Linked DNA regions of Homo sapiens: region 1 is linked to region 2. A link is an interaction called in ENCODE POLR2A ChIA-PET data of the cell type or tissue named here. Cell type or tissue: GM12878. All regions are shown on one strand.

Region 1 (2,500 bases), 690 kb before region 2:
CAAGGCATGCGCTTAAAAATGAAATAGAGCTCATTCCTTGTTATTTAAATCTTTGTTCTGGTGCCATTTCTTCGGACACGGATTCCACGCGTGTTTGAACAAGAGGGGACATTGTTGACGTTGTATATTTATTATAAGTTTCCAGAAGATGGCAGTAGTGTCTTGAAGAATTATGTCTTTTTGTATTTTTTCATAAAAGTATCATATGGGCTAGCATTGACTCTTAGCAGAAAATGCTTCCCTGACTACCCTATCTAAAATGACTTCCTGCTTCCTGGTTTCTTTTAATGACCTTACACTACTTTTTTCTTCAGAGCATCTGTCACTGTCTAAAATCATACTGCCTTAATTACTTCTGAAGCCATACTTTTTCACTACATCTTCTGGGTGAACTGATCTTCTATTTTACTATACTTCCCATTTTTGTTTATGTTATTCTCTCTACCTCAGCAATCCACTTGTCTAGACCCTGTCCATCCTTCAAGTCCAAACTCTAATGCGCCACTTTTCCATGAAGTCTTTGTGATTTCCCCCCACTTTCCTGGCTGGAGAAGATTATTTCTCACTTCTAAGTTCGTATAGCATATTGGTTTCCAGAAATGACTATACATCAGAATCATTTGGGAAATATTCAAAAGATACAGATTCCTAATTCTTATCCTTAGAGAATCTTTCATTAAGTAAGTCTAGGATGTAGCCAGAGAGGTGGGTTTTGTAAAAAGTATAGCATATTAATTGTATTCTCATTTGACCATTATGAAGTTCAAACTTTTATTGGAGTTATAGGTAATCGATGCATATAGCTCATCTCCTTTACCAGAATATGAGAGTAAAGGATGAATAAAGATTGTGCCATGATACTTTTTTCCATAGGTTTATGTTTGTGGAATTTAATATTAGCATGTTTCTTTTCAAATAGTTATTCATTTTGGACCTGGAGAAAGTTCTTCAGAAGATGCTGTCATGATGAATACACCTGTGGTTAAATCTGCCTTGGAAATGGGCTTTAATAGAGACCTGGTGAAACAAACAGTTCAAAGTAAAATCCTGACAACTGGAGAGAACTATAAAACAGTTAATGATATTGTGTCAGCACTTCTTAATGCTGAAGATGAAAAAAGAGAAGAGGAGAAGGAAAAACAAGCTGAAGAAATGGCATCAGGTATTTGGGGATGTTAGTCACCTGCATTGTTTCTCAGTGGAGCTCTTAGGACTGTCTCACATGTTACAGGACACCATGCTTGTTTCACATCCACTAACTGCTGGTAGCAGTCCTCCAGTCATTTCGAAACCATCCCTCCTTTTCTACCCCTTTCAATTGCTTCTAGTTGAGAACCATTGACTGCCGCTTTTTTCTATACATTTATTTTCGGATGAGGTTCTCTGATTTATGCCAATCAGAGAATTTTAGCATAATAAGCTCTTTCTTGAGCTGTATTCCATTTCTTTCTCATACATAACAAATTTAAATTGTTTTGAAAAAGCAAGATGTTAAAGTTGGATGCAGGTCTTTTTTCAACCTGTTTTTTTTTTTAAGTTTCTGCAAATCATATTTTTAATAGGATACTTTACTCCCTAATCCTTGCTAAGTGATCCTCATACACAAAATAGAACTTACAATGAAATTCTGGGGCTTGATGAGAACCACCTGCCCAATCCAAGGATAACAGGAAAACTGATTTTTGTATTCGTCCAGATAGTATTAAGTCTCGGCCTCTCAAAACAAGTATTTTGAGTAATCATTTATTCCTTCAATAAATTTTTTTTTTTCTTTTTTCTATTTTTTTTTAATTATACTTTAAGTTTTAGGGTACATGTGCACATTGTGCAGGTTAGTTACATATGTATACATGTGCCATGCTGGTGCGCTGCACCCACTAACTCATCATCTAGCATTAGGTATATCTCCCAATGCTATCCCTCCCCCCTCCCCCCACCCCACCACAGTCCCCAGAGTGTGATATTCCCCTTCCTGTGTCCATGTGATCTCATTGTTCAGTTCCCACCTATGAGTGAGAATATGCGGTGTTTGGTTTTTCGTTCTTGCGATAGTTTACTGAGAATGATGATTTCCAATTTCATCCATGTCCCTACAAAGGACACGAACTCATCATTTTTTATGGCTGCATAGTATTCCATGGTGTATATGTGCCACATTTTCTTAATCCGGTCTATCATTGTTGGACATTTGGGTTGGTTCCAAGTCTTTGCTATTGTGAATAATGCCGCAATAAACATACGTGTGCATGTGTCTTTATAGCAGCATGATTTATAGTCATTTGGGTATATACCCAGTAATGGGATGGCTGGGTCAAATGGTATTTCTAGTTCTAGATCCCTGAGGAATCGCCACACTGACTTCCACAATGCTTGAACTAGTTTACAGTCCCACCAACAGTGTAAAAGTGTTCCTATTTCTCCACATCCTCTCCAGCACCTGTTGTTTCCTGACTTTTTAATGATTGCCATTCTAACTGGTGTGAGATGGTATCTCATTGTG
Region 2 (2,500 bases):
AAAATAAGTTTTTTCAAAGGCCCCAATTCCCTGACCGTTTTCTTATTTTTCTCTCTCTCATTATTCACATGTTCAAACACTGTAAACTGAATTGTGTGATGGGCACTTGGAGGCACCAAAAATAAGTGAGTCAGGATTTCTATTATTGAAGGGAAAAAGACATTTAAATAGATACAGCACAAGATATTAAGTGCTGTAAGATGCTACAACAAAGCTTATTTAGGCAGGGACTATATTTTATTCATCTTTGTAGCCACGCTCATATAATAATACCCAGCACATAGTTAATTATTTCCTGAAAAAATGTTTTCATGTCCAGGATTTCTTCTGACTGGCTTTAATATTCATATATGTGGTGGAAGACCCTCTATATCAAATCTGAGTATAATTAAGCTACACTTGAGTTTCCTTGGAAACTCCTTGGAATATAAATATACATTTATATTCAAATGTATATTAGCGTCAACTGCCAGTCCTAGATGTACTAAAATCAATTAGCCTTATTTTATGCTTTCCTAGCACTAGAAAAAAACATAGTAGATGGCAAACCTGTCACATAAGAAACAACTGCATTCATTAATTGAGATTGAATGTAGGTGCAGGTTGAATATCTCTTATCCAAAATGCTTGGGACCGGAAGTGTTTTAGATTTCTTTTTTTTGATCTTTGAATATTTGCATATTCATAATAAGATACCTTGGGGATGGGACCCAAGTCTAAACATGAAATTCATTTATGTTTCATATACACTTTTTACACATAGCCTGCAGCTAATTTTATTTTTCTCTTGGGAACAGAGTAAACTGTTGTACACCTGCATTTTGACTGTGACCCATCATATGAGGTCAGGTGTGGAATTTTCCACTTGTGGCATCATGTCAACACTCAAAAAGTTTTGGATTTTGAAGCATTTTGAATTTCAGATTTTCAAGTTAAGGATGTTCAACCTGCGCTGTTTGGCTATATTAATTCATGTAGAACTCTTCACAATCTAGAAGCAAGCCTGCCCTCTAGTGCTAAAACTGTCAAATTGAATTGGAATAGCAATTTCCAACAATGAGAAAAAGAAACTAGCACTCCAGATGTTGTTATTCTTAATATAAAAAACTGTATTACTTCAAAACAAAAACTTTATTCCAAGAATAAAGTGACACTCCCTCCTCAATTTAATTTGCCATTTGTTTACATATTTGGCAACTATTATCAATCTTGCTTTTTAAATCTTAGTGCTTCTACAACACTATAGAAAGTAATGGTTTGTATATGTGTGGTAGAAAATGTTAACATTTTATTTCTATTTGAAAAATCACAAAAGTTGGCCTTGAATTTCATCGATCATATGTCTTCAATTAAGTTCTATCCTCTGGCTACACTTACTCTCTAAGTGGTTTCATCCATGTCCTGACTTAAAATAAGATTACACACTGATGACTTCCAAATATATTTATCTCCAGCCCAGACCTCTACTTTTCCAGGTTCAAATATCCAACTGCCCACTCTACATTTTCCTTTGGACGTCTGACAGACAAGTCTACCATAACATATCCAAAAGTAAACTCTCAATCTACCCGCTTAAGCCTGCTCCTCTGAGTCTTCGCCATCTTATTAATGCCCACTTCATTCTTCAAGCCAAAAACCTTGATCATTCTTTTTTTCATACCTCACATCCATTCTATCAGCATATCCTTTTGGTGCTACCACCAAAATACATTCAGAATCTGACCACTTATTATTTCCATTACTCTTAATCTCAAATTGTACCATTTGTCACCTGGATTTACCATATTATCTTCCTACTACTACCTGCTTCCATCCTTGCTTTGATCTGAATCCTAATTGCTTGCTAGCTCACTCAGTAAAGTCCTACTCTTGAGAAAGGGCTATAATGCCCTACGTAATTACCTACAATCAGGCAGGATTATTACTCCCAATCTCTCTCAGTTCATTTTCTAATTCTCCCTAAAATGCTATTATTGTTCACTACAGTCACACTGATCTCTTTACTGTTTCTTTACACTCTGTACCAGCTCAGGGCCTTAGCATGTAATATTCCTTCTGCCTGGAATGCTCTCCTCCCAGATATCCACACTGCACAACCATTCACCTCCTCAGGCCTCTGCTCAATGTCACATATCAGTGTACATGCTACTTAATAGTAATCCTATCCTCACACACTCTCTGGGCCCCTTCCTCAACTTACTTTCCCCATATAACCTTGTCACCAAATGATAAACTATTTTACTAACCAATTAAAATAAAAATCCCATAAAGGTTCGAAATTACTGTCTTGCTTCGTGCCCTGCAATATATTCAGGCCTAGAATACTTCTTGGCATATAGTAGATGCTTGAGATTTGTTAAATTAATGATTTAGTCTAAGGAGAATATTAATAATTTTGTTTGATTATAAAAATGGCAGGATAACACAGGAAATCCTAGCTATTTCTTTTTATAAAAGACAGTAAATTTGTCAGAAAAAAATAAACTATCATAACTAACCA

Evidence for each region. Peaks named below come from ENCODE experiments on the same cell type or tissue, not always from the same donor. Only the 100,000 strongest peaks of a DNase experiment are listed, where the experiment ranks them.
Region 1: POLR2A ChIA-PET joins it to region 2 with 5 read pairs; 1 of 35 experiments calls an interaction of 5 or more read pairs at or near these places.

What each region holds. Positions count from the first base shown.
Region 1 is chr11:102,367,387-102,369,886 of GRCh38, forward strand. It overlaps BIRC2 (baculoviral IAP repeat containing 2), which reads left to right. Exons shown (of 9, transcript NM_001166.5): 6 at 920-1,162. Among named protein-coding and RNA genes, the nearest start is that of BIRC2, 21 kb to the left of the region's middle. In GM12878, a CTCF peak has its summit at 142 (motif pointing right); a DNase peak (open chromatin) is centred at 1,275.
Region 2 is chr11:103,054,349-103,056,848 of GRCh38, forward strand. DCUN1D5 (defective in cullin neddylation 1 domain containing 5) reads right to left here. Exons shown (of 8, transcript NM_032299.4): 8 at 1-2,500. Among named protein-coding and RNA genes, the nearest start is that of DCUN1D5, 37 kb to the right of the region's middle. In GM12878, a CTCF peak has its summit at 1,006 (motif pointing left); a DNase peak (open chromatin) is centred at 985.